Regions from separate parts of the Homo sapiens genome. Here all the other regions are linked to region 1. A link is a contact called in ENCODE Hi-C or POLR2A ChIA-PET data. All regions are on one chromosome and are shown on one strand. Each heading gives the region's core, a stretch centred on a gene start or an enhancer-like site at or near the end of the contact. The rest is flanking DNA. Distances are from core to core; before and after follow the strand shown.

Region 1 (5,690 bases), core at 1,038-3,537:
GTCATCACGTCTCCTTAGTCCCCTCAAGTCCGTGAGTTTGTCTTTCTTTTTCCTAATCTTGACAGTTTTGAAGAGTCGAATATTTTACAAAATGTCCCTCAATTTGAGCTTGTTTGATATCTTCCTTGCATATTTGGAATCAGTATATTTTGATTTGATATTCTGACCCAGCAATTACACTACTAAGAATTTATTTTACAGACTGACTCCCACATGTGTGAAATGAGGGAAATTATAAGGCAACTCAATGAAGAATATTTGTAGCAGCAAAATATAAGAAACAACCTGATGTCCCTCAAGAAGATACTGGTGTAATTAATTATGGTATGCCTACAAAATGGAATACTTCCCAGAAAATAAAATATTTTTACAGCTGTTTAAAAAAAAATGGCATGGCCGGGCACGGTGGCTCACACCTGTAATCCCAGCACTTTGGGAGGCGAGGCAGGCGGATCACCTGAGGTCGGGAGTTCCTGACCAGCCTGAACAACATGGAGAAACCCTATCTCTACTAAAAATACAAAATTAGCCGGGCGTGGTGACGTATGCCTGTAATCCCAGCTACTCCGGAGGCTGAGGCAGGAGGATCGCTTGAACCCGGGAGCCAGAGGTTGCGGTGAGCCAAGATCGTGCCATTGCACTCCAGCCTGGGGAACAAGAGAGAAACTCCATCTCAAAAAAAAAAAAAAAAAAAAAAAAAAATGGGCCGGGCGCGGTGGCTCACGCCTGTAATCCCAGCACTTTGGGAGGCCGAGGCGGGCAGATCACAAGGTCAGGAGATCGAGACCATCCTGGCTAACACAGTGAAACCCTGTCTCTACTAAAAATACAAAAAATTAGCTGGGCGAGGTGGCGGGCGCCTGTAGTCCCAGCTACTAGGGAGGCTGAGGCAGGAGAATGGCGTGAACCCTGGGGGGTGGAGCCTGCAGTGAGCCGAGATCGTGCCACTGCACTCCAGCCTGGGCGACAGCGAGACTCCGTCTCAAAAAAAAAAAAAAAAAAATGGCCTGAGTAGCTGGACGTGGTGGCTCACGCCTGTAATCCCAGCACTTTGGGAGGCTGAGGCGGGAGGATCACTGAGCTCAGGAGTTCAAGACCAGCCTGGGCAACATAGTGAGACCCTGTCTCTTAAAAAAAAAAAAAGATACACTGTGGAGTGAAAAAAGTGCAGCACTTTGTAATATGCTATTCTTGGTTTTACTCTTTTAAAAGAAAAAAAAAAAGACGAGAGATACACATATGTATCTATCTAGACACACACACATACAATGTCTATTGCATCAGAAGAAACGACATGGGATTTGGGAAACAGAAGTTAGGAGGGAGACTTACATCTCACTGTTTGGCAGTATTTGAATTTTAAAACATGTACTAGTATTACTTCCTAGAGACTCTATATCGAAAGCATATACAAACAATTAACACAACTTGTAAAGAACGTGGATTTGAAACCTGAAAGATCTGCTGGGTATTCTCTTCTCAGCAAGTTTACAAATCAGCCTCCTCGGCGGGAGAGTGTCAAGGGACTGGTGTTGGAAGCGTTAACCCGCGATGGGTTTCCATCCAACCACTACCCAGACCTAAATGTTTGGTGGATTCTGTTTCATGCTTGTGAGGCACAGTTAGGGGAAAAGAACAAATGATCATTACGGATAAATAATAAAACTAGCTGAGTACACTGCGTGTTAAATCCTTTCTATGCATGTACTGCCCACACGATCCTGTGAGGTAGATACTATGTTACCCATCTTAGAGATGAGGAAACTGTTACTCAGATTTGACGGAAGCGTCACAGCCAGCAGGTAACTCACAAACGTGGGTTTGTAGTCGGCTGGATGGCTTGCCAAACCACAAGTGGGAGGATGGAGCACATCAGCCCTCAACGGCCTCGGAACAGCGGAGGAAGACCGCCGGGGCCCTGCAGTCAACGGAGCGGCCGCCCGACTCCGGGACGCTCACCTCCCGGCCGGCTTCCGGGATGGGTCTGCAGCGACACACACATATCCCCTGGGACCTGCTTCCCGGCATCCTCCCCGCGCGAGCGCTCACTTCCGGTCCCAAGTAGGCCCAGGCAGAAGCATCACCTCGCCGGCAGCCGCTCCTTGGACATGCTTTCCGCTGGGAACCCGAGCTCTACACCCCTGCCCCACCGCCGCCCCGGTCCTTGCTCAGCACTACCCCCTTACCTGCCCTGCGCACCCCCCGCGAGCCCCGGGGCCCTTAGCTGACGACCGCCCTCACCTCTTCTCTCTTCGCCTGCCGCGGCCTTTTACAAACGGGGCCAAACTGTTCGCTGTAACGACAATCGTTATTGGTCAGAGCCGCCCACGCGCGGCAAGTGGCCGCCCACCTGAGCTCGCGTTGTCTTATGGGAGTTTTAGTTCTCTCCTTCAGAGACCGCTGAGACACTGGGGGAATGCGGTGGTAGAACATACGCCGACCTAGCGGCTGTAAAGCTCAGGCTCTGCCTTGGAGTTGGAGTGCTTCTGGCCTATCTTACTGGGCGCTCACCTCCAAGGCTCGTCTTGACTCCCTTCTGGCCTGAGAGAGTCCTATTTCTGAATAGACTTTTGCTGGTAATTGATGCAAAAATGACTTGAGTTGCTGGACGTGGTGGCTCACGCTTGTAATCCCAGCACTTTGGGAGGCTGAGGCGGAGGATCTCTTGAGGCTAGGAGTTCGAGACCAGCCTGAGCGACATAGCGAGACCCTGTCCTTACAAAAAATGAAAATTAAAAAAAAAATCGCCCGAGATTTTCTACATTATTAGCAGATGTCAGCTGCGAATTTGGAGTTTGTTTGGAGGTTCTTGCCCACCTGAGTATTCACCTCTATCACATGTATGTTTATGACAAGTTAACTTTTTCTCCCTTAAGTACACTTTGAACTACACTTGAACGTTTTCTCTTAAAATGAGATAAAAAAGAGCTTCCTGTATATCTTAGTTCTGGTCCTTGGAATCACGGAATAAATCTAAATGCTCATCGTTCATGATTGAAGATAGCTCCCGAGTGCAATGTGTTCATGGTGAGGCCACTGTGTTGGAAAACCCTGGAATGAGGTTTTCTGCTCTCCTGACCCTAGTCTGGCTACTTACTAGTGGTAGCAGGTTAATTTACTATTGGGAAACCTTAGTCAACTATTTATAAGAGAAGTGGAACGTTCCGGCCGGGCGTCGTGGCTCACGGCTGTAATCCCAGCACTTTGGGAGGCCGAGGCGGGCGGATCACAAGGTCAAGAGATCGAGACCATCCTGGCCAACATGGTGAAACCCTGTCTCTCTACTAATACAAAAAAAAAAAGTTAGCTGGGCGTGGTAGCGCGTGCGGGTAGTCCCAGCTACTCGGGGCACTAAGGCAGGAGAATCGCTTGAACCTGGGAGGCTGAGGTTGCAGTGAGCTGAGATCGCGCCACTGCACTCCAGCCTGGCGACAGAGCGACTCCGTCTAAAAAATAAATAAATAAAATAAAAAAAGAGAAATGGAACATTCCAGGACTAATGTTTGTAGTATTAGTTCTTAAACTGGAAAGAGAGGGAGAGGGACACAATTTTTCCAGAAGACTTTTTAGTTTTCTTTCCATTTATTATGTAAACTAAAAATAAAATCCCATGCCCCACAGCCAACTGAATGAACCCTCACCCCTTGGCCAAGGGGATGTTAAACTGAATTCTGAATTCTCCTGGGTGGAAAGGGAGGTCGGACATGCCTCCTTATACTCCCTCTTTTGGAGTTTAGGCACAACTGACCACCATTAATGTTAAAAGAGAAATTATAAGAATGGCAGAACAGACTCTCTGTAGCAATAGAATACCAAATAATAAACAAGACCAAAGGCCATGCAAGGCAAGAATTAAGCCACACCCTACAAACCATAACATCTTTTTAAATGAGTTTTTAAATTAACCCTGTATCGTGTGGCTTACTTTCCAGCCTGAATCAGGTATAGCACCACATGATAAAAAGCAGATGCCCCACCCTTATAATGTAAGCATTCCTTTGTACTGACTTCGAGTCCTTAGACAAAGCTTAACTCTATTTTTTTTTTTTTTTTTTTTTTTTTGAGAAGGAGTCTCCCTCTGTTGCCCAAGCTGGAGTGCAGTGGCATGATCTCAGCTCACTACAACCTCCGCCTCTGGGATTCAAGTGATTCTCCCACCTGAGCCTCCCGCGTAGCTGAGATTACAGGTGCATGCCACCACACCCGGCTAATTTTTGTATGTTTCAGAGAGATGGGGTTTCACCATTTTGGTCAGGCTGGTCTCGAACTCCTGACCTGAAATGATCCACCTGCCTGGGCCTCCCAAAGTGCTGGGATTACGGCAGTGAGCCATGGCGCTCTACCAAAGCTGAACTCCTTCAACCAATTGCCAACTAAAGAATCCCTAGGCGGGACACGATGGCTCACCGCATCTGGCCTTTTTCCTTTTTCCTTTTTTTTTTTTTGAGACAGAGTCTCGCTCTGTTGCCCAGGCTGGAGTGCAGTGGCGCAATCTCGGCTCACTGCAAGCTCCACCTCCCGGGTTCACACCATTCTCCTGCCTCAGCCTCCCCAGTAGCTGGGATTACAGGCACCCGCCACCGCACCCGGCTAATTTTTGTATTTTTAGTAGAGACAGGGTTTCACCATTTTGGCCAGGCTGGTCTTGAGCTCCTGACCTCATGATCCACCCACCCTGGCCTCCCAAAGTGCTGGCATTACAGGTGTGAGCCACTGCACCCGGCTCCGCCCCCCCCCTTTTTTTTTTTTTTTTTAATTTTTGAGACAGGGTCTTACTCTGCTGCCCAGGCTGGAGTGCAGTGGCGTGATCTGCAGTCTCAATTTCTCAAGCTCAATTGATCCTCCCTCCTAAGCCTCCTGGGTAGCTGAGACTACAGGAGCTCGCCACCATGCCCAGCTAATTTTTGTATTTTTTGTAGAGATTGGGGGTGGTGGTGGGTCTCTCTGTGTTGCTCAGGCAGTGGTCTTGAACTGGCCCCAGGCAATCCTCCCACCTCAGCCTCCCAAAGTTGCTGGGATTACAGGCATGAGACACCATGCTCGGCTAAAGCCATTTTCAATGAAAAGAATTTGGCCAGATATACAGTGGCTCACACCTGTAATCCCAGCACTTTGGGAGGCCGAGGTGGGCGGATCACCTAGGTCAGGAGTTTGAGACCAGCCTGGTCAACGTGGCAAAACTCCCTCTCTACTAAAAATACAAAAATTAGTGGGGTGTGGTGGTGGGCGCCTGTGATCCCAGCTACCTGGGAAGCTGAGGCAGGAGGATCGCTTGAACCTGGGAGGCAGAGGTTGCAGTGAGCTGAGATGGCACCACTGCACTCCTGCCTGGACAACAGAGTAAGACTCCATCTCAAAAAAAAAAAAAAAAAAAAAAAGGGCGGGCACGGTGGCTCACGCCTGTAATCCCAGCACTTTTGGAGGCCGAGGCGGGTGGATCATGAGGTCAGGAGATCGAGACCATCCTGGCTAACACGGTGAAACCCCGTCTCTACTAAAAATACAAAAAAATTAGCCAGTCGTGGTGGCGGGCGCCTGTAGTCCCAGCTATTGGGGAGGCTGAGGCAGAAGAATCGCCTGAACCCGGGAGGCAGAGGTTGCAGTGAGCCAAGATCGCACCACTGCACTCCAGCCTGGGTGACAGAGTGAGACTTCGTCTCAAAAAAAAAAAAAAGAAAAAAAAAGAATTT
Region 2 (5,690 bases), core at 1,073-3,572, 940 kb after region 1:
GGGCCATAACATAGAATTACCATGTAATCCAGCAATTCCACTTATGAGTATACACACCCCCAAAGAAGCGGGAATTCAGAAGTATTTGTACACCCACGTTCATAGCTGTATTACAATAGCCAAAAGGTGGGGATAACCCAAATGTCTATCAAGAGACGAATGGATAAACAAAATGTGGTATACACACACAATGGAATATTATTCAGTCTTAAAAAGCAATTTTTTTTTTTTTTCTGAGACGGAGTTTCGCTTTGGTTGCCCAGGCTGGAGTGCAGTGGCGCGATCTTGGCTCACGCCAACCTCCGCCTCCCGGGTTCAAGCGATTATCCTGCCTCAGCCTCCCGAGTACCCGGGATAACAGGCGTGTGCTACCACGCCCGGCTAATTTTTGTATTTTTAGTAGAGACGGGCTCACGCCTGTAATCCCAGCACTTTGGGAAGACGAGGTGGGCAGATCACCTGAGGCCAGGAGTTCCAAACCAGCCTGGCCAACATGGTGAAATCTCGTCTCCACTAAAAATGCAAAAAATTAGCCGGGCGTGGTGCCGGGTGCCTGTAATCCCAGCTACTCGGGAGGCTGAGGCGGAAGAATGGCTTGAACCTGGGAGGCAGAGGTTGCAGTGAGCTAACGCCACTGCACTCCAGCCTGGGCGACAGAGTGAGACTCTGTCTCAAAAAAAAAAAAAAAGGTAAATTTTACTTTATGTATATTCAACCACACACACACACACACAAGTGGAGACATTAAGCTTCAAGTATCTTAATAGGACAAATCAAAGGCAATCTTTGGAATACACTGTCTTCATTTTTCCTTTATGCCAAGATGTGTATGTAAGTACAAAACAAACATGCACCTTTATCTGTATTGAGTTCTTGCAGTATGTATATGACCTGTTGGAAGTCATACTTTTTCCCAAACTGTCAATCATTAAAGTGTGCAGTTCTAAAAATAGACATAAAAATGCCTTTTCCCAAATATTCATTTATTTATAGTTTTACGTTCCTATCTTGTGTATCACCTAAGAGGAAGGTATGCCTTACGGTTAAGAATGTGGGCTCTGGTGCTAGAAGGATTTATCACGAATGTCCCGGAGTAACTCTGGGGCATTACCACTTGGCACCTTCTTCCTAATAGGGAATCTCAGATTAAGGGAAATACTTGCCCTCTCATAAAAGGAGGAAGAGAAAAAAAAAAAGGATAAAAAGAGGAGAAAGTGAGTCAGAAAACGTGACAATTATTACAGTTATTTCTGTCATAACTGATTCTATGTACATATTTTAAAAAAAATGAAGGGGGAGAGAACTCAAGAAAGTTTCCAAATCCACATGCTTTTATCTGTGTACGCGATAAATATATTAGTGCACGTGGAAAAACCACTCCTTTTGTATTCTTTACACCACTGACCTTTGAGTGTTCCCAACAGAAAGCTGGTCACGCTTGGAGTTCGGCCGACTAGTAGTTGTTGTTTTTACGGAACGTGCTCTCCTTTCTGGTTTCTCCCCAGTCTCTTTATTGGTGCGCGGTAAAATAACTTACCGATCCGCTTCTATTTACTTCTGTCCCTGCCCTGCCTGACCTGCCGGGCAAGTTCCCTCGACTCTCCCGCCCACATACTGGAAGGTGCAGAGCCCAAGGCGCACAGCTCTCGGATGGAAATGGGACTCATGCACAAGGCAATCCCCGCTACTAAGCGGTGGCGCTTCTGGAAGGCACCCTCTGCCTAAGTGACAGCAGCTGCTGTGGAACGCGCCCCCGGGGGAGGACATTAGATCAAGGTGCTTTGGCCACGCCGAGGCCTCCTCCGCCCCCGACCGCCGTTCCCACGCTCCCTGTCCCATGGCGAAGGTCGCCGGTGCCCGGTATTCACCTACGGCATTCGCGGCTGCAGCCTTCAGCACCCGCGCCATTTTGGAAAGCAACCCGCCACGTCAAGACTAGCCACGGAGGTTGAGAGACGCGCGGCAGAGGGCGGGGCGGGAGGCAGAGGGGGCGGGGACAGAAAGGTCAGGGGCGTGGCGAAGGTCGCTGCTTTCCTGCTACAACGGGCCTACTTTAGCTAAAACAGAAACGTAAGGCCAGGACGGGTCACCCTTTGTGGGCCCCTGAAAAATACAAAACGAAGTTTGGAGAGAGTTGAAAGGCGTTTGGGCTGACCATGGAGATTTTTGTTTCCCACCCTCCTGCGAAAGCGCTCGCGCTGCCATTGGCTCTGGCTGAGGGCGAGTCCGGAACCTGTGCGCCGCGGAACTTTCGGCTCTGAAATCCAAGTTGCGCTGGGCGCATCTTTGCCGCGCGGTTTCCGGGCGGCTCCCTTCCCTTGCATGCTGCATTGTGTCGGGAGTTGCTGACAGCCATGGCGCCGCAGGTCTGGCGTCGACGGACCCTGGAGCGGTGTCTGACGGAAGTCGGCAAAGCCACGGGTCGGCCCGAGTGCTTCCTCACGTAAGTGCGCAGATCCCGGGCTCGGGGTGCGACCGGGGTCTCACGTGGACGCGGGTTGCAGGCCTCCGGCAAATTGTGGAGCTGGGGGAAGGTAAGGGGAAACGTAAAATCGCTTTTCCCCAAATTTCAGAGTTTATGCTTTCCTAGGCTATCAAAATTTTAAAAACTGTTAAAATTTGTATAGATGGATCTCTCAGTTGAGTGTTACTGAAATCACTCTAACCTCAATTGTTAACACCTAGAAGCTTCCCTTGGGCTTCTTACGCCCCCATCCCTCTACACACAGACTGTTGGTTTCTCCTTCCTCCTATGTGCTCTCAAAGCACTTAGCGCTTAGCATACTTTATTGAAAGTACGAACTTGTCACTTGTCTGTCCACCCCCCATGACTAAGCTTCTTCAGAAATAGAACTTCCATGTCTCTTCCCAACACAAGCGTTTTATATGTATTTTGTTGAAGAATTTAAAATGTGATCTATGAAATTATTACTCATTTATGTTTCAAACCCCAACCTTTCCCTGAGTTCCCAGCTCACAGCAACTACAGACTGAGCTTAGTTTGAATTCCGTAGCACACAACTGGGATATCCACACTGTACAACTTTTAACGATTTTTAAAATTTTGGTACTGTCAAGCATCTCAAATTCACTGCGTCCAAAATAGAGCTGTTGTGTCTGTTTAATAGAATTGTTGTTTCTACCCACCTATACTCTGCCATCCCCTGAAGTCCTTTTCCCATGCTACACCTGTCAAGCGCGTCTGTGTGAAGAGACCACTAAAACAGGCTTTGTGTGAGCCACAAGGCTGTTTATTCACTTGGGTGCAAGTGGGCTGAGTCCGAAAAGAGAGTCAACTAATGGTGATGGGGAAGGGGTTGCTTTATAGGAGTTGGGTAGGTAATGGAAAATTACAGTAAAAGGTGGTTATCTATTAGCAGAGGAGGACGGGGTCACAAGGTACATGGTGGGGAGATCATAAGACTTATTGTCCAGAAGAAGAATGTCACAAGGTCGATTGATCAGTTAAGGTAGGGCAGGGACAAGTCACAATGGAGGAATGTTGTAATGTTGATTAATCAATTAAGGCAGGAACTGGCTGTTTTATTTCTTTTGTGGTTTTTCGGCTGCCCCAGACTTCTTGGCTCCTGCAGGCCATCTGGACATATATGTGCAGGTCACAGGGGTTACAATGGCTGAGCTTCAGCTCAGAGGCCTGACACCACCACCCAAGCCTTCCCTATCTCAGTAAATGGCACTTCTGTCTTTTCAGGTACTCAAACATAAAACTAGGCTGCTACTTTAATGTCTTCATTTTTCTCTATTCTATATCTAATTCTTTAGCAATCCTGTCAGTTCTACCTCCAAACTATACTCAGCATATTCACTGCTCTAACTCCAGTCTAAATCACCATTATCCTTTCGCTGGAATGCTGCATCAACCTTCTAATCACTGTACTTTCCTCCTCCTCCCTCGTCCCTTTCTCCTTCCTTCGTGTAAATCATCATTTCATCCCTCTGCTTAAAATGTTTTCTCTTTACACTTTAAATGACAAATTCTTACTCCTGAACCATGCATAATTTGGCTCCCATCAGTCTCTCCAGCTTCACCCTCTGCCTCCTTCACACTCTAGCCATGGTCACCTGTTTGTTTCCTCAAGCTCACCTCTAGAGGATTTGCATCTTAGAGGATTTCTTCTGCCTGGAATACATGTTTCCCAACCTTTATAAGACTATCTCCTTATCTGTAGGTTTCCTCTCAGATGTGACATCTAAGAGAGGTTTTCCTTGACCACTGTAGCCAAAGCAAATGTTGATCATTGAATGAATAAGTGAACAAATGAATGGAGTGGTATATAATGTAGCAGAATTGATAATTTAAGGTTAATTCACTATATATCTCCAAGCAAATAGATTTATAATGGTTTTCCTGCCTAAAATCTATACAGCCGATTCACAGATACTTGGTTGACAGGTTTTATATATCAGTGTAGCTCATCAGCTTATATGTTGTTGGGGGCCAGAATCTATACTTATACTTCATTCAAATTTTATTTTACAAAAGAGTTGGGTTTTTTTTATTTTTATTAAGAGTGCTGTGAAATTATTACCTGTAATTCTAAATCTCACTTAATTCCTCCCAATAGGATTCAAGAGGGATTGGCATCAAAGTTCACTTCTTTAACAAAAGTGCTTTATGACTTTAATAAAATATTAGAGAATGGTAGGATCCATGGAAGCCCCTTGCAAAAACTTGTGATAGAAAATTTTGATGATGAGCAGATTTGGCAACAACTGGAATTGCAAAATGAACCAATTTTACAATACTTTCAGAATGCAGTTAGTGAAACAATTAATGATGAAGATATCAGTCTTCTCCCAGAGAGTGAAGAACAGGAACGTGAAGAGGATGGTTCAGAGATAGAGGCTGATGACAAGGAGGACCTAGAAGATTTAGAGGAGGAGGAAGTGTCCGACATGGGTAATGATGATCCTGAAATGGGTGAGAGAGCTGAAAACTCAAGCAAATCTGATCTGAGGAAAAGCCCCGTTTTCAGTGATGAGGATTCTGACCTTGACTTTGATATCAGCAAATTGGAACAGCAGAGCAAGGTGCAAAACAAAGGACAGGGAAAACCAAGAGAAAAGTCCATAGTAGATGATAAATTCTTCAAACTCTCTGAAATGGAGGCCTATTTAGAAAACATAGAAAAAGAAGAGGAACGAAAAGATGATAATGATGAGGAGGAGGAAGATATTGATTTTTTTGAAGATATTGATTCTGATGAAGATGAAGGGGGACTGTTTGGAAGTAAAAAACTTAAGGTAAAGTTTTGAGAGAAGAGAGAGCACTTTCCTCCTCAAATTAGCTTTTCTTCTGTTTTTCTAGGAGAGATTTAATTGTAGTTAGAAGATTTAGTGATAAGAAATATTGTGCTCTATCTTATCAGTTATAAATGAATCTGTACTTCCATTCAATTTATGTTCCAGTTGGTCTTATAATTTTGTGGTAGTGTTATTAGTTGCCATTTTCACCTAATAATTATTTAGTTATTAGTTTGGTTATTAGTTATTAGCTTGTAGTGTTATTAAGTCAGAAAGTAATATATACATACAATATACATGCAAATCTATATGCATGTGTTAATATATTTTTCTATCCCTAATTAATAGTTTTTAATATCTTTTTATTTTAGTCAGGTAAAAGTTCCAGAAATCTGAAATACAAAGATTTTTTTGATCCAGTTGAA
Region 3 (5,690 bases), core at 2,164-4,663, 800 kb after region 1:
GGACAGCTGCCTGCCTACCGGAAGGGCTTTGGGCTTTTTCTGGCCAAGTGGTTTTTTTGAGGCTGGAACTGCTCAGTTGGGGGCCCTGCCTCAGCCAATCCACAACCTCTTCTTTCCCAAACTCTCCTTCAAACTTACCTCTCTGGGAAAGCCCTCCCTGTCTGAGTCCCCAGCCCCAACAAATTCTATTCACTAGAGCCAAGGTGGGCTCTAGAGTCCTCAGCAGTAAGAACCGCATCTTCCCAACTAGCCTGGCTTCCTGGAGGACTTCAACAGCTGGCTTCCTTTTTCTGTATCCCCTTTAGTGCCCAGGATGGAGATGGGCACACCCAACCACATCAGCTGCCTCCCCAACTCTGTCCCCTCTCACCACACGACAGGATGAAGTTAGGCGAGGTCAGCATGATGAAGGGGAAGGTCTGGAGGAGGCCAAAGTAGACGAGGTTGGTGAATAGGCCCACTCCAATCATGCTGGTGGGGAAGCGCTCAAAGACGTAGAGGCCAATCAGTACAGCGGTGGAGAACTGAAACAACCAGAGGCAGACAGTGCAGGGCGCTTCTTCCAGGCAACGTTCCTGGACTCACCAACCCCCAGCCCGCTCTGGGCAGCACTAGGTTCATGCTTCAATCTCCTCATTTCACAGGTCTGGCCTCCCCAGCTAGGTTCTCTGCTCCCAAAAGGCAACATTTTTTTTTTTTTTTTTGAGACGGAGTCTCACTCTGTCATCCAGGCTGGAGTGCAGTGGCGCGATCTCCTGGATTCAAGCAATTCTCTTGCCTCAGCCTCCTGAGTAGTTGGGACTACAGGCATGCACAACCACGCCCAGCTAATTTTTGTGTCTTTAGTAGAGACAGGGTTTTGCCATGTTGGCCAGGCTGGTCTCAAACTTCTGATGGCCTCCCAAAGTGCTGGGATTACAGGTGTGAGCCACCGCACCCAGCCCATTTCTCAAACTTTTTGACAGCAACCCACAGTAAGAAAAACATCTGCCAGGCGAGGTGGCTCACGCCTGGAATCCCAACACTTTGGGAGGCCAAGGCAGGCAGATCACCTGAGGTTGGGAGTTTGTGACCAGCCTGACCAACATGGAGAAACCCCATCTCTACTAAAAATACAAAATTAGCCAGGCATGGTGGCACATGCCTATAATCCCAGCTACTCGGGAGGCTGAGGCAGGAGAATCGCTTGAACCCAGGAGGCAGAGGTTGCGGTGAGCTGAGATTGTGCCACTGCACTCCAGCCTGGGTAATAAGAGCGAAACTCCATCTCAAAAAAAAAAAAAGAAAAAGAAAAACATTTTACACTGTGACCCCAACACATATATACATATATATGATTCAAAGCTCAAATTTCAATTCTATTTATGTTCCTTTTTTTAAAAAATGCTGATTGTGACCTACTATACAGCCAAATAATGAATCATGCCTACAGTTTGAAAAACACTACTGATAAGTACCTACAGTTGTCAGTGCTTAGCAAATGACAGTTGGCTGAATGAAGGGCTAATTACTGTGCCAACACCCACAAGCTGGGCCTCTGGACCAGAGCTGAGGGCTATAGTCTTGCCTCCACTGTGAACTCCCAACCTCAGCCATGCCCAGAGTGCACATGGCTGCTGACACCAGGCGACTTGAGGGGCTGTGGACGCTTTCTCTCCAATGGCACCCCTACCCCCAGCCTTTCCTGCAGCTGAAGGAAGTCTGTCCACCAGCAGTCACCCCTATGGCTTTGATATCAGTGGCAAGGACTGTGTCTTCAGTAAGAGAAGCCTCCCATGAGACCAGGGAAGGGCGAGGGCAGCGAAGCTGTGCCGATCTTAGGACAAATCACTTGATCCGATTAGAAAGATGGCAATGAACATATATGCAAAACTGTCTTATGGCTCCTCTAAGTTTTAAATGCTGTGAGCAGAGCAAAGGGCTAAAGACAGCGGGAGAGAGCTAAGCAAAGTCAAATCTACGGTCTTGTCAACAGAGAAGTACACTTCGCTGTCACCTTAAGGACTAGAGCACAAGGCCTGCAGTGAAACAATGCCACTTGGGGAAGGCGGCCAGGGAAGATCTGGGCCCAGGAGTGCAGACCCAAAAGACAGCGTTCAGGGCAAGGAGGTAAGAGTGTATGCTCAGGAAACAGCAGAGACACAGGCCTCATCATCCATGCCAAACTCTCCCCACTTCCTGCTTTTGAGGCAGGGCAAAAGAGTGAGGAGGACTCCTGGAGAAAGATGCCACTTACCCAGATCATGTATTTTATGATCCTGCTGGTGGCCACTGTGTATTCTTCTATCAGTTCTGCCAGGTAATAGAGTCCAGCCGCTGCAGGGTGGGAGGCAGGGAGACTATCAGCCAGGGTCACTCCCACCATCCTGGTCACCCCTCTCTCTGCAGCCCAGTCCCCATCCACCCTTCATGGACCCCAGAAGGTCAAGAACAAACCAAACATCCCATGTGTTGCCCTTCCAAGTCTGGAGAAGTAAAACTTTCTTAGGGCAACTAAGGACAAATCTCATAAAAATCAACGAAAGTCTGCATTTGATGCCACAGTACAATGATAACCTCTGGCTCAGAAAACGGAATTTCACGTATTCAATAAACACCTGCTGGGCACTTGGCATGAGCCAGGTCCCTGGGCTGAGAATACAGCTGAAAAAGACAGACAAGGGTCCTTCCCTGACCCAGCTTGGGAAAGGGAAGGGGAACAGTAGGGAGAGACAGACGAGTTTAGTGTGAGAAATGCTACTTTAGGGAAAGGACAGGGCACTGCTGGACCATCAACCCCTGTGGACTTCCCGGAAAAGATGACATCTCAACTGAGGCCGAATGGGAACCAGCCAGAGGAGAAGTGTCAAAGGTGGAGAGAGCAGGGAGCATGAAGGGCCAGAGGCGCAAAGGCGGCGGTAGGCGTTGGGGAAAAGTTCCGCGCGGCAGGCCCGCGAAGAGTGGGAGCCGCAGCGGTTAGCGGTCCGCAGACGCGGGGGCGGCACTCGAGTCACCCTTTCTCGGGCAGTGCCGGAGCGGACTCTGTGACACCTGGAAGGAGCCACGGTCAGGCCGGGCTGCCAGGCTCGACAGGAGGGGCAGGATCAGGCGGGAAGGGGTTGGGGCGGCGAAGGCCGGGAGCGCCGGGCAGTGGTCCCCCGAGTGGCTCCGAAACCCCCGCGATGCGACCCCCAACGAGCACCGATGCCGGGGCGGGAGCCCGCGCGGGCCGGGGTCGTGCAGTCTCACCGACAGCCAGCGTGATGAAGGCCACCTGGATGAAGAGCGACAGCCAGCTCAGCAGGTACATGAACCACATGGCGCCCCCACCCGCCCGCTCCCCGGCCACCGGGACGGGCCTGCGCGCTTCGGCTCCGGCGACACACAGCCGCCACCGCCGCCGCCGCCGCCGCGTCCCCGCCCCGCGGACGACAGGACGACGGTGCGCCGCCGCCGAGAGGAGCCCGGCCCTAGCGCTGCCCGGGGCCAGGCTCGCGCTAGCGCCGCCCGCCGGAGAGGAGGGCCAACCGCCGCTGCCCCGCCAGGATCCCCCGCTCCACTGAGGGGAATGAATGCAGACCGCTGCAGCCAGAGGGAGGCGGGACGGTGCCCAGGGGCGGAGACGACCAAGCGCCCATACTGGGGCTCGGAGTGCAGCCTCCAGTCCCTCCCTGTGCACTCCCGTACCAGCCTGGAGGTGGTCCAGGGCCGGACAGGGCCGCCCGACCGCGCCCCAGCAACCTCCCCAGAACCTGCCTCCCGGCAGGTTGCGGACAAGTCTGTCTCTTGCTATCGCAGGTGATAGGGACAAAATTATTGAATTCCTAATATGTGCCACGCTCTGTGATAAAGGCGAGGTGTGTTCTTGTCGGAAATTTGAGCAGATAATGTAAATCATTTTATAGACGGGGAAGCCGGGGCCAAAGGAAGTTGCCCTGGGTCATGCACCTAGGAAGCGGCACAATCAGGAGTTGGGGTGATTTTAATCGGTCATCCTCCGGCCTAATTCCCCTCTAGGCTGTTCTTTTGGGGTACATTCTGCACCTTTGTATCGCCTGCACCTCACCCCTTGCCGGGCACGCAGGGCGTCCGCTAGGCGCTGGATGCATTTACTACACCTCTGGGAGGGTTCCTGAGGGGCACCTGGAACCGGTTAGTCCTTGTCAACAAGTCTCCCATCTAGTGGCGGAGACAGGCATGCAAAATAAAGTATGTAGAACAAGAGTCTAGTAGGCTTATTTCAGAATCATATTTTTCCTGCATAAAAATACGTATTCCTAAAAAAAACAATTACCGTATGATTTAGCAATTCTACTTCTGGGTATATACCCAAAAGAACTGAGAAAGCAGAGACATTTGTATACCAATATTCATAGCATTATTCACAATGGTCAGAAGAGGGAAGCAACCCAAATGTCCATCGGTTGACGAAAAGATAGACATAAAGTGCTATAAACATACAATGGAATATTATCTAGCCTTAAAATGAAGTGAAATTCTGACACATGCTACAACATCAATGAACCTTGAAGGCATGATGCTAAGTGAAATAAGCCAAATAGGGAAGGACACACATTGTATGATTCCCCTCATATGAGGTACCCAGAGTAGTCAAAATCATGGGCAGAAAGTTAAATGGTGCTTGCCAGGGTCTGGGGGACAAAGAATGGGGAGTTACTTTTTAATGGATACAGGGTTTCAGTTTGGGAAGATGGATGGTGCTGATGGCATCACAACAGTGTGAATGTGCTTAATGTCACTGAATTGTATACAGTGTTACAGAATTGTAAAATGGTTAAAACGGTCAATTTTATGTTATGCATAGCTTCCCCCTCCCCCCAACAAAATACATAAGATTACAAAGCCCATCCTGGCTAACACGGTGAAACCCAGTCTCTACTAAAAATACAAAAAATTAGCCGGGCTTGGTGGCGGGCGCCTGTAGTCCCAGCTACTCAAGAAACTGAGGCAGGAGAAGAGCGTGAACCCGGGAGGCAGAAGTTGCAGTGAGCCGAGATTGCGCCACTGCACTCCAGCCTGGGCGACAGAGCGAGACTCCGTCTCAAGAAAAAAAAAAAAAAAAAGATTACAAAGCAGGCTGGGCACAGTGGCTCATGCCTGTAATCCCAGTACTTTGGGAGGCTGAGGTAGGAGGATCACTTGAGGCCAGGAGTTCAAGACCAGCCTGGGCAAAGAAAAATTTTAAAATGGCCAGGCATGGTGGTGCGTACCTGTAGTCGCAGTTACTCTGGGCTGAGGCAGGAGGATTACTTGAGTCCAGGAGATGGCGGCTGCAGTGAGCTATGATTGGGCCACTGCATTCCAGCTGGGATGACAGAATGAAAACTTGTCTCAAAAAAAAAAAAAATTGCAGTTGCCGGGCGCGGTGGCTCACGCCTGTAATCCCAGCACTTTGGGAGGCCGAGGCGGGAGGATCACGAGGTCAGGAGATTGAGACCATCCTGGCTAACACGGTGAAACTCTGTCTCCACTAAAAAATACAAAAAAAAAAATTAGCCGGGCATGGTGGCGGGCGCCTGTAGTCCCAGCTACTCAGGAGGCTGAGGCAGGAGAATGGCGTGAACCCGGGAGGCGGAGCTTGCAGTGAGCCGAGATCGCGTCACTGCACTCCAGCCTGGGGGACAGAGGGAGACTCCGTCTCAAAACAAAAACAAAAACAAAAATAAAACAAAAAAGATTACAAAGCAAAC
Region 4 (5,690 bases), core at 2,183-4,682, 790 kb after region 1:
GAGCATCTGGCCTTGGGCACTGGCCCTGGAGTGTACAGACAGTGCCTCTCTAGGTTCTCCCCCAACTGCTCCCTGATGGACCTGCTCCCCTCAGCCTTCCATCTCCCTTGCCTGGAGCTGTAGAACCAGTTAATCTGGAGCCACACCCTTACCATCACCTTCCAAAGAAGAAATTGAACCCTTCTCTGGGCATTTTCTGCTGTCTGCCCTTCTCATGGTCCAGCTTCTGTTGTTCCACCAGGCGTTATCTGTTTGCCCAGCTGCATGGCTGTGACCAAGGGTCTTTAGGATAACACATTCTCTCCCCCCGGGGACTCTGCTAGTTTCCTGTTTCTTCCTCCCTTACTCTATTGACCCTTCTCCCTCAAAATCACCTGCAGCCTCTTGCCTCCCTGACTGAGGCAGAAAGGCCTTAAAGTGGTTCTCAACCCTGGCTACACACGAGAATCACCTGGAGAACTTTACAAATACCAATGCCCAGGCCCCAAACCAGATGAATTAATCAGAATCTGTAGGGGTAAGACCCCTGCATTGGTGTTTGTACAGCCAGGGTTGCAAAACACTGGTATAGAGATGTAAGATACCCCAGTTCAAGATAGTGAGGATGAACTTGGAGAGGTACTGAGATGCTCTCTCCAACCCCACCACATACACAGGGTCCTGTTGTAATTATTAGAATCCTAACACCCCAGAAGCAACAATAGCCCAGGAAATCTTCAAACTGTATCCCTGAAAAGCACTGTCACTTTATCTCAACTTGAAGCCAGTTGCTAAGGCCCTACCTGGGGCAGATAGCCAGCATGATTTGCTAGTTTTGAAGGTGTTTGCCAGGTATGCTGAGTCCTGGCTACTGGGGTTGGCAGACAAGTGCGCTCTCAGAAGACAGTACCCTGGAAAGGGAGAAACGTGATTCTGGGTGGATAATCTGTATTCTTGTCCCTCTCTGCAGGTCACTGTGGTCTTAGGGGACCTTCTGTCCTTTTCTTAGGGGAAATACCTGGAACGCTGGGGTACAGAGGAGAGACCATGGTAGGGGTGGAGTGATGTAGTCAGATATGCCCAGAGTTGACCCTGGAGCCACAGGAGCCTTCTGATAAACTTGGGGTCATTCCTGTTGAGAAGGGATGAGAATGTGGATGGCTCAGTAAGACAACACTGATTCAAGCAACAGTTATTGCTTAGCTACTCTATATTCTAAAAAGTCAAAAGGCAAACTGAGGAAAATATTGACAACAAATATAACATACATAAAGGGTCACTATGCTAATAAGTTTTACAGATCAGTAAGAAACACATTAAGGCCCTCAAAGAACCATGTGAGTAAAAGAATTCCTAGAAGACAAAACCACTGATAATTAAATGTTTAACCCTTGTTGGTAATCAAAGAGCCACATTAGAACATCATTTCCACTACCAAATTAGTGAACATTTACTTAAAATCCTAATATCTGATGCTAGCAATGGTTTGAATAGTTCTTCTTTGAGTAATAGCAGATTCACAGGTAGTGCTTCTCTGCTAGCACTGTTCTCATTGTTTGCATTCCTTCATTCCTTGTAAAGTAGGTGCTATTATCCCCATTTTGCTGCTGTAGCAACTTGTAGGGACCAGCCCCACAGGGTGGGTGGGTTTTTCTCCCCGTGTGCGGAGATGAGAGATTGTAGAAATAAAGACACAAGACAAAGAGATAAAAGAAAAGACAGCTGGGCCCGGGGGACCACTACCACCAAGAGGGCAGAGATCGGTAGTGGCCCCGAATGCCTGGCTGTGCTGTTATTTATTGGATACAAGGCAAAAGGGGCAGGGTAAGGAGTGTGAGTCATCTCCAATGATTGATAAGGTCACGTGAGTCACGTGTCCACCGGACAGGGGGCCCTTCCCTGCTTGGCAGCCGAGGTGGGTGGGGGTGGGGGCGGGGACAGGGGGAGGGAGAGAGAGAGAGAGAGAGAGGACAGCTTACGCCATTATTTCTGTGTATCAGAGACTTTTAGTACTTTCACTAATTTTGCTACTGCTATCTAGAAGGCAGAGCCAGATGTACAGGATGGAACATGAAAGTGAAACAGGAGTGTGACCGCTGAAGTACAGCGTCACAGGGAGATGTTTAGGCCTCCAGATAACTGTGGGCGGGCCTGACTGATGTCAAGCCCTCCACAAAAGGTGGTGGAGTAAAGTCTTCTCTAAACTCCCCCTGGGAAAGGGAGACTCCCTTTCCCGGTCTGCTAAGTAGCGGGTGCTTTTCCTTTGCATTGATGCTACCGCTAGACCACGGTCCGCCAGACCAGGGTCCGCCAGACCACGGTCCACTTGGTAACCGGCGTCTTCCCAGACGCTGGCATTACCGCTAGATCAAGGAGCCCTCTGGTGGCCCTGTCCGGACATAACAGAAGGCTCGCACTCTTGTCTTCTGGTCACTTCTCACTATGTCCCTTTGGTTCCTATCTCTCTATGGCCTGGTTTTTCCTAGGTTATGATTATAGAGCGAGGATTATTACAATATTGGAATAAAGAGTAATTGCTACAAACTAATGATTAACGATATTCATATATAATCACGTCTATGATCTAGATCTAGATCTAGTATAACTCTTGTTGTTTTGTATATTTTATTATACTGGAACAGCTTGTGCCCTCGGTCTCTTGCCTTGGCACCTGGGTGGCTTGCCGCCCACAGAAACTAAGTCAGATAACTTGCCAAAAGCCACACTGCTGATGTGCAGCGCACCCGCTTCACTGCAGGTGGAAGTGGAAGTGAATAATAACCTTCCTGGAAGGCAGTCTGCAAGCCCATATTGACAGCTGAAAAATATTCATTCCCTTTCACCTAGTGATTCGACTCCCAGGAATCCATTCTAAGAAAACAACCAGAGTTGAGCCATTTCGTTCTTGGCAGCACATGTGAAACAATGGCACATCCATTATGACGCTGGGCTCTGGTTGCGTCATAATGTACGTTTAGTATGTGGAGTGACAATGGGCGCTAGCTCGTAATATAATGCTATTAATAAACGAAAAGAGATACAAAAAATAGTCATGATATGCATATATATTGCAATAAACCATGATTTCTGTGCGTGGTGGGATGGTAATTTTTAATTTCCACATTGAATATTTCTGTTTTCTACTTATTAGTTTGATAATCGGAAACAAAAGCCAAGTGTCTTTGTTGTTTGTGTGTTTGATGCTGAGTTTCCCGGGCAGCAGGACTGGGAGGTTGAGTGGGGGTTTTGGCTCAGACCGGGAGCAGAGCGGCGGGTGGGGAGCGGCAGGCGGGCAGGGTCCCCGGAGGCCCCCGGGCTCTGCCCCTCCAGCTAGAGAGGCAGCCGAACCCTAGCGGCCTGGAAGGGGCCGGGAAACCGCGGCCAGCTGGCAAGGAGTGGCCCCCGGGGGCGGGGCGCCGGCGGGTGTGTGAGTAGCCCGCCCGGCCCGGGTCCGAGTTCCAGCCCCGCGATGGCCTCCGCGGGCAGCACCGCTCGGCGGGCGGGCTCCGGAAGCTGGCACTCAGAAAGGGGAGAAGGGAGAGGTGCTCGGCCGCAGCCAACTCCAAGTGGCTCCATGCAGCAGGCGAACAAAGTCTCCTTGAAGGCCACCTGGACTGACGCGGAGTCCAAGCAGCCCAGGTGGGTAGCGGGAGAAGGTGTCCCGGCTGCAGGGAGCGAGAACCCGGCCCAGCGCCTCCCTGGTGGGCAGGGCCTGGAGCGGGCGGGGGCGGAGGCTGCGGCCCGAGAAGCCAGCAGAGACAGGCTGGGGCCAGGGATCGCCTCCCGAGAGGTGCCTAGGCCGTGGCCCAGAGTCGCTTCCCCACTGCCCCGCCCACCAGCCAGGCGGGGGCCAGGGATCGCCTCCCGAGAGGTGCCCGGGCCGTGGCCCAGAGTCGCTTCCCCACTGCCCCGCCCTCCAGCCAGCCCCTGCCCGACCTCGCAGACCACCTCAGTGCGCAGGCGACTGCCCTCGCCAGGCCGCGCCGCCCTGCCTCGCTCACCCCGCCCCGCGCTGACCCCAGCCCCAGCAAGGAGTCCGACCAGACGGCAATCGACCAGACGGCGATCGGGAGCTACTACCAGCTGTTCGCAGCGGCTGTGGGCAACGTGGAATGGCTGCGATTCTGTCTGAACCAGAGCCTCAGGGAAATCCCCACCGACGACAAGGTAAGGTCTTGAGTGTTGGGGCAAAGACCGAGGTCCCTCTCCCGCTACGCTGCTCGGAGTGGTCACCTGGAGAAGAGATATCCTTTTCTGGGTAGATCTTCCTAATTTAACTCATCTTCTGGCTGTGGAAGGACCATTTTGGGGGCAGGGAGGTTGGGTGGGCTGATGAACACACACTGGTTAATTAGCAAAAGGGTGTGAGCATTCCTGGGGACACAGGGAAGAAAGTGAAGGTAACCCCAATAAATTTATATAAATTGTGGACCCTGGGACCTCAGTCCCACTCAGCCTCCTCCTGCCTGCTCTGAACCTCACAGGGCTTCACTGCCATCCACTTCGCCGCCCAATGGGGCAAGCTTGCATGCCTGCAGGTCCTGGTAGAGGAGTACAAGTTTCCCGTGGACCTGCTGACCAACAATAGCCAGACACCCCTGCACCTCGTCATCCACAGGGACAACACCACCGTGGCCCTCCCCTGCATCTACTACCTGCTGGAGAAAGGCGCAGACCTCAATGCGTGAGTCCAGCCTGCTTCAGGAGGGAGGCTTCGGGCACAGGCACGGGCACAGCCCTACTTCCAGGCAGGCAAATCCATGCAGGACAAGCAGAGGGGTTGCTGGAGGTGACAAGGATTGGGTCCCACATAAAGCAGTCAGGAATCCACATGGTGTAATAAAGAGACTGGGCTTTAGCCGGGCATGGTGGCTCATGCCTATAATCCCAACACTTTGGAAGGCCGAGGCAGGCGGATCACCTGAGGTCAGGAGTTCAACACCAGCATGACCAACATGGAGAAACCCCATCTCTACTAAAAATACAAAATTAGCAGGGCATGGTGGCGCATGCCTGTAATCCCAGCTATTCGGGAGGCTGAGGCAGGAGAATTGCTTGAACCCAGGAGATGGAGGTTGCGGTGAGCTGAGATGGTGCCATTGCACTTCAGCCCGGGCAACAAGAGCGAGACTCCGTCTCAACAAAAAAAAAAAAAAAAAAAAGATTGGCCTTTAACAGACCTAGTCTACATCCCAGCTCTGCAACTTGCTAGCAGACAGCAGGACCTTAGGCAAGTCACTCAACCTCTATGCCCCAGTACTCTGGCTCCCAAACTTAGGTGTACATTGGAATTACCTAGGGAGCTTAAAAAATATGAACACCTGGCCGGGTGGCATGGTGGCATAGTCCCAGCTACTTGGGAGGCTGAGGCAGGAGAATCGCTTGAACCCGGGAGGTGGAGGTTGCGGTGGGCCGAGATTGCTCCAATGCACTCCAGCCTGGCAATAGAGCGAGACTGTCTCAAAAAATAAAAAATAAAAAAAATTAGGCTGGCCGCAGTGGCTCACGCCTGTAATCCCAGCACTTTGGGAGGCTGGGGCGAGCGGATCACGAGGTCAGGAGATCAAGAACATCCTGGCTAACATGGTAAAACCCCGTCTCTACTAAAAATACAAAAAAGTTAACCGGGCGTAGTGGCGGGTGCCTGTTGTCCCAGCTACTTGGGAGGCTGAGGCAGGAGAATGGCGTGAACCTGGGAGGCAGAGCTTGCA
Region 5 (5,690 bases), core at 1,284-3,783, 550 kb before region 1:
CCTAGCTGAACAAAACGCTCGTGGGCTATAAGGTCAGCAGAGGCCATTCAGAGGGGAGGAAAGTGTTCTGTGGCCCTTCGTTTCTCCTGATTTCTCTCTGACACACTCTCCTTTTCACTGTTTCTCCACCCCACTGCAGTTAAGGGCTTTGGCACAGGGATGAAAGAGACAGATCAGACTCAAGGGTGCGGATCTGGCAGCGGGCACAGAAGCATCTCCTAGCCTGCACCAAAGTCCACGGGAAAGATCCAAGGGGACAGTGACTCTGGCCCCAGATAAAGCGCAGCTAGAACAGTACTGAGATTGGAAGAGCAATAATTTCACATGGACATTAACTGTCAGAGATCTTTTTTAAAAATCATGTTTTTAAAGTACAGACTTCAACTCTATTCCCAGAAAACTGGGCCCTGCTGAATCCAGTGCTTACACAAGCTGAGAGCCAAACACAGCTTCTTCCTCTTCCAAACCCACCCACCAGCCCGCAACATCCACCATGGTAAGCATTTCCCAGGCCCAGGTCAGGACCCTTGCTTCAACTTTAGCTTGCAAAAGGCCCCTTTTTAAAGAGGCCTCTTAGCTTTCTCTCTTCCCTTGCTAATAAAACTGTTCCCTACCATCACCATGTTGCAGTAAGAGAGACCTCTCCCTTCTTCCAACCCCTCTCGGTCTATAACACAACCTACAGCAGGTTGGCCCCATCCAATCAGTCTGAATTGCTTCATGCCAAGGAAATTGCTGCTTTTATTAAAAATAAAAGCACACTAGGCAGGCGAAGGGCTGTGAAAAGTATGAGTCTGGCATAATTATGAAGGTCGAGGTTAAGGTTACCAAAAGAGACATGCAAAGATTTCCCGAAAGCCTGGGGGAATCAAGATGTATATCTACGTGAGTATAGACACACAGATGAAACACAGAGGGAATTTATGCAGCAGATCTAAATAACATCCTCTCTGATAGCGAAAAAACAAAATCAGAGCCACTCTCAAGTAATTTTTCTTTTGATTAAAAAAACAAAAAACAAAACCTAAAGCGAGAAGGAAGAGGGGCCTACTAGACTGAGTTCAAAATAACCACATTTGTTTTATGTAATTTCTGTTATCTTTGCTATAACCTGGGGACCTGATTACAGTTGGGTCAGGAAACAAATCTACTAGTGAAATCCACCAAGAGCCTTGGCCCTTGGAAAAACACGTTCACGTTCTCCGAAAATCCTCTCTTCCTTCCAATGCCTGCTCATGGAAGTGGGAAAGTTGGGTAGGAGAAGGAGAAACCCCTCTCTTCTTAAAAGTCCCCCCACCCTTCAGCCTTCACATCAAGATTTTAAGTTTTAGGAGGATGACAAGCCCATCACCCTGCCTTTGGCATAAAGCTTTACACTTTCACACATACGTTTTCTTGTGTGATCCTCAAAATTTGGCTTCTCAATATTAAAAAAATAAAAATAAAAGGCCACTAACGTAAACAATTTCGGCAACCTCCCCACACCCCCATAAGCCCAGTCACTTTCAAATCTCAATTTTAAATCTCTCAAGGACAATGACTCACAGGGCAAGTGAAGGGGGAAGGGAGGGTCAACTGGTCAAAGCCCATTCATACATGCAACAACTAGAAACCACAGTATTGCCGCATCAGCACAAGATTTTAATTTACGGCGCATTGAGCCCCACCGTACCTTCCGCCAACACCTCGTCCACTGTGACCTGCTGTCGCCCGATGCCGAAGACTCTTCCGATGTAGCCACTGCCCAGGCCCGAGGTGCTGCCCCCTCCTCCGCTGGAGCCGGAGCCCAGGCCAGAGCCGCCCTGCTCTCGCCGGGAGTCGAAAAACTTCTTCATCTTGCGAATAGGGAGCAGCAAAGCAAAATACCGATGGTTTCTAGATTTTTTTTTTTTTTTTTTTTTTTTAAGAAAAGAGATCCAAGGATTTCTTCTCAGATTTCACCTCGGAGAGGAGCCACCCGAATCCGGCCGTGGGGGTGGGGGCTGAGGGAGGATGCCTATAGGAATATGCGTGTCAATCGCGCAGCGGGTCCCCTCCTCCTCCAGAAAGCGATTCGTGTAAGTTTAAACCTGTGATGACAGAGGAAGAAAGAGAGGATGAATCAGTAACACGCTTAAAAATTCAACCGCTGAGTCCTAGGGGGAGCAAAAGCCATCATCCTGGGGAAACGCTTCATGTATTTTCCCGGCGAGAAAAACCGTGGGGCTGAAAACGCGACCCCGGCCCCAGAACCCGGGACCCCCGAGCCGGGAGCTCGGAGAAAGGAGGGATCCGAGCTGCTCCGGCAGCGCCGACCCTCCCGGGCACTGCCTCCCGCTCCTCCCGGGTCTCCCCGCCGCCCCTCGAGGCGGCATCCTGGCAGCACCCACTTGAGACGGCTCGGCGGCCGGCGCCCTGCTACCAGCCCCGCGACATTGTCACGGCCGCCGGGCCGGCCTGCGACGCAGAGAAGAGGCGGCGCTGCAGCGAGAGCCGGGGCCGCGCTCGGCTCCCGCCCGCCCGCCAGCTGATCCCGGGAGCGCCGGGCGGAGACTGACCCGCCGCCCCTCCCCCGCGCGCGCTCCCGCCCGGCTCCATCCACCCAACCAGGAAGTGAACCGCCGCCGGAAGTGCCCCTCGGGGCGGCGCGGCGAGGGACCGGGGCCTCTCCTGCAACCGCCGTTCTGTCGCCACGGATGGGAAGGAGTCGACCGCGAGAAGAGGACTGGGGGAAGAGGGTCTCAGTGCAGACAGAGTTCTGGAAAAGACTGTTGATATCACCCGAGCCGCAGGGCAAGCTGGGAAAGGTAGCTCGGCACAGTCCGGCTGCTGGACTACAAATCCCAGCATACTCCTGGAGGAGAGGGCGAGGCGGCAGCCGTGTGGCCTCCACGGCCTCGAAGGAGATTTGTGGGGTGGCGCGTATGTGGGGACTCGGCAATTTAAACACATCCCGTGAAGAAACTGCCAACAACTAAGTTCCCCCCCCCCCCCCCCCGCTGTATGTTCCACCCTTCTGGAGCCATCTTATTTGCGGCCTGGCCTCCTGGCACAAGGGATTCTGGAGGTTGTGGTTTCCGAACGGATCGAGACTGACACCTGAAGGACGCGGCTTAACCGCTTAGCCCCTAGCGGGTCCTGTGGGTTTCCCGACGTCTCCTGGGCTGAAATGGAAGCGAGAAGTGATCGGGAACATTGTGCTGGCAGTTGGATCCGGCTGCACCGAGCGCCAGCCTTGAAATAAGTAAAACCGATGCCCTTCCGCCCCTAACCTCAAAAGCTGCTTTTGCGTCTCGATGTTATTGAGAGCCGGCTCTGCGGTCAGCTCTGAGCTAGGCGCTGTGAGAACGCTCAGTAAGACAGTGTCTCGTCTGGAAATGTACAGGCGAGATTCAAACCGAGAAACTGCCAAAGGTTGTGTGCAGGGCAGATCCTAGGATACCGGAGACCCAGCCCGTTGGCTTGACCTCAAAACTCGGGGGCTTTTCGGCCCATGCTGTCCCTTAATTCCTCCTCCTTTGCTGACGCTGTGGGTGCGCATCAAAGCCTAAACTTCACTAGCTCCCTTGCACACAAGAACACTAACCCTAACCTGACCAGTTATTTATTTTTCACTTCAAGATTCTTCCATTGATACTTACGTTTCCCTGATACCGTCCAAGTGCTGAGGGCGGGGATGGACTGTGTGATTTGCATCTGCCAAATGCAGAAAATTTGGAAGGTCAGTTGGTACACTTTTCCGACCTAGATTTCCTGATGGATGATGCTGAAGAGTGGCAAGTTGCTGCCAAAAACAAACAAAAAAACCTACCATGATTTATTAATATTATTTTTCTAACCCCTGAATATGGGTTATTGTTCATCTCTGCCCGCTTTCCCCACTCCCTAGTGCTTGTCTCAGAATTTTTTTTTCAGCGGGTATTTGAGTAGAGAAGGGTGTCCCAGGGAAAAAAATGGTTCTTGCTTTCTCTAATCTGAATATTGAGCTGAGCTGTGACTGGGTTAACAGTAGCGTTTGTTGTTGCTGCTGCTGCAGCTTGTTTCAAGTAGTGCCATTGTAATTAAACTCCGTGAAGAGATAGCATCTTTTCTTCCGGAGAGAGTCAGTGTTGTCACCTCAGTTCACGAATTCATGTAGCCACCTCCAGGGTGAAATGCAGCCCCTATTCCCTCAAACTAAGCCCACGAAGGCATGTTCTCTGCACTTTCCTTAAAAGGCCAGATTTTTGTCTGAGGAAGTTTGAAGCAGATCTTAAAATAGATGAGAAAGCTCATTTGGAATTAGACTCATTGACCCCCATTTCTCTCAGCACTTATTTGTCTTGACTGACTTTTTTAAACAAGCTGTGCTAGGTCCTAAAATCAATCTGATGCTATCTCAGTTTTTACCTTTCTAGACTTCTCTGGTACCAGACTAGTCCAGGCTTACACAAATCTCAAGTCTTACTTCAGTGATACAAAAACTCCCAATATGCTTAAGGTAGCTAACATGCATTTATTTAACACCCACGTGAATGCTCTGATCAGAAGCTGAGGGAAGAGGTTTAAAAAACAAAAAACATGACTAGATTCCTTGCCCTCCATTCCCTCACAGACTAATAGCAATTATAATGACAAATCCACAGTTTTTCATGCTTTACATATATTAAGTATATAATGCTCACAACCACCCTATGAAGTAAAGTACCATTATTATACTCATTTTATAGGTGGGTAAGTAAAGCAAAGAGATTAGTGACTTGCCCAAAGTCACACAGTAAATAGCAAAGCCAGGATTCAAACCCAAACATTTTAGTTTCAAAGCCCAGTTCTTACCTGGCTATACTAAACTGTCTACTTAGAGAGAGCAAACATTAACTGATTAAAAGACTCGTGAATAGTTAGAAACCCACGCACAAGCAGCATAGGACCAGGAGACAGGAAACCTCTTGCCACTTCATAGCTGGGATCCTAGACCACTTGTGTCACTGGGCTTATTATCTCAGCTATAAAACCAGAGCTCTTACAACTCTTAGTAATTTTTTAGTTCCTGAGTACAAAATAATGAACAGATCAGCCACTATAATCTCAAAACTATCACACTTTCTGTATAATTTGTCCCATGCTGCTTTGCATTCCTGTTCAACTTTTAATGTATATTGCTGTCTCAACCAAACACCTCAAAGCCAGAGAACCATCTTCTACTTATCTCCTTGGGCATCCAGTATAATAGTTTACATAGAGTGTGTTCTTAGCAGTACTTAAAGTAAATAATTTACTTTAAATGTGACACAAAACAGAGCTATCTGATTAAGGTGGAAAGATTGATTTGAAGTATCCTAGATGAATTTTGAACTAGGTGTGGAAGATGCTATGGGTAAATAGTCAAAGGGAGTGGGAAAAGAAAGTGCCATTTACTATTGTTACAATAGTGATCATATGACCGATGGAACAGACTCTTTGAGGCAATAAGATGCCAAATTATAAACAAGACCTAAGGCTGTGTCAGGCAAGGGTTAAGTCACACATCCCTACACTTGAAGAGTAAACCATCTTCTAACTGCCACAAGGTTTTTCTTTTTCTCTGGTAGCTAAATAGACACTGGCCTGGAGATAAGCAATATTGAATCAATTGTAGCTCACTGACCACTAGATGCTGACTAACTGTATCCCCCCAACCCCTGTTCCACAAACCATAACTATTTCTTTGATTGGACAAGAGACTGATTTCA

The links. A loop is a pair of places that touch in the nucleus more often than their neighbours do. ChIA-PET counts read pairs that join two places held with the same protein, here RNA polymerase II (POLR2A). Pooled maps may share reads with other maps.
Region 2: a loop to region 1 is called in a map of naive thymus-derived CD4-positive, alpha-beta T cell, with 16 times the contacts of the local background. The contact joins the promoter of MPHOSPH10 here to the promoter of C2orf42 in region 1. A Hi-C loop is called at or near these places in 1 of 168 maps with a recorded cell type or tissue (naive thymus-derived CD4-positive, alpha-beta T cell), 3 of 37 single-sample maps with no recorded cell type and 8 of 50 pooled maps.
Region 3: a map of B cell shows a loop between it and region 1 (26-fold over the local background). The contact joins the promoter of TEX261 here to the promoter of C2orf42 in region 1. A Hi-C loop is called at or near these places in 1 of 168 maps with a recorded cell type or tissue (B cell) and 7 of 50 pooled maps. POLR2A ChIA-PET finds 5 or more read pairs at or near these places in 1 of 52 experiments (OCI-LY7).
Region 4: a loop to region 1 is called in a pooled map, with 5 times the contacts of the local background. The contact joins the promoter of ANKRD53 here to the promoter of C2orf42 in region 1. A Hi-C loop is called at or near these places in 6 of 50 pooled maps. POLR2A ChIA-PET finds 5 or more read pairs at or near these places in 2 of 52 experiments (OCI-LY7 and activated CD4-positive, alpha-beta T cell).
Region 5: a pooled map shows a loop between it and region 1 (11-fold over the local background). The contact joins the promoter of AAK1 here to the promoter of C2orf42 in region 1. A Hi-C loop is called at or near these places in 4 of 37 single-sample maps with no recorded cell type and 14 of 50 pooled maps. POLR2A ChIA-PET finds 5 or more read pairs at or near these places in 6 of 52 experiments (CD4-positive, alpha-beta T cell, HEK293, SK-N-SH and 2 more).

What each region holds. Positions count from the first base shown.
Region 1 is chr2:70,188,732-70,194,421 of GRCh38, forward strand. It overlaps C2orf42 (chromosome 2 open reading frame 42), which reads right to left and starts at 2,288. Exons shown (of 10, transcript NM_017880.3): 1 at 2,242-2,288. RefSeq lists enhancers at 1,687-1,796, 1,887-1,936, 2,150-2,735, 2,527-2,586, 2,607-2,696.
Region 2 is chr2:71,128,312-71,134,001 of GRCh38, forward strand. MPHOSPH10 (M-phase phosphoprotein 10) reads left to right here and starts at 2,323. Exons shown (of 11, transcript NM_005791.3): 1 at 2,323-2,443; 2 at 4,587-5,265; 3 at 5,637-5,690. The coding sequence starts at 2,355. MCEE (methylmalonyl-CoA epimerase) reads right to left here and starts at 1,918. Exons shown (of 3, transcript NM_032601.4): 1 at 1,869-1,918. The coding sequence starts at 1,908. RefSeq lists enhancers at 1,141-1,999, 2,321-2,370, 2,471-2,520.
Region 3 is chr2:70,991,460-70,997,149 of GRCh38, forward strand. It overlaps TEX261 (testis expressed 261), which reads right to left and starts at 3,414. Exons shown (of 6, transcript NM_144582.3): 1 at 3,229-3,414; 2 at 2,237-2,316; 3 at 371-524. The coding sequence starts at 3,298. RefSeq lists silencers at 2,986-3,075, 3,106-3,635 and an enhancer at 4,176-4,225.
Region 4 is chr2:70,975,198-70,980,887 of GRCh38, forward strand. It overlaps ANKRD53 (ankyrin repeat domain 53), which reads left to right and starts at 3,433. Exons shown (of 6, transcript NM_001115116.2): 1 at 3,433-3,618; 2 at 3,900-4,146; 3 at 4,464-4,663. The coding sequence starts at 3,449. LOC105374795 (a long non-coding RNA gene) reads right to left here. Exons shown (of 2, transcript XR_001739534.2): 2 at 1-1,111. RefSeq lists an enhancer at 2,063-2,332 and silencers at 3,360-3,449, 3,810-3,869.
Region 5 is chr2:69,641,206-69,646,895 of GRCh38, forward strand. AAK1 (AP2 associated kinase 1) reads right to left here and starts at 2,534. Exons shown (of 22, transcript NM_014911.5): 1 at 2,370-2,534; 2 at 1,673-2,069. The coding sequence starts at 1,835. It also overlaps a transcript of ANXA4 not described here. RefSeq lists a silencer at 2,283-2,612 and enhancers at 2,693-2,962, 3,718-4,320.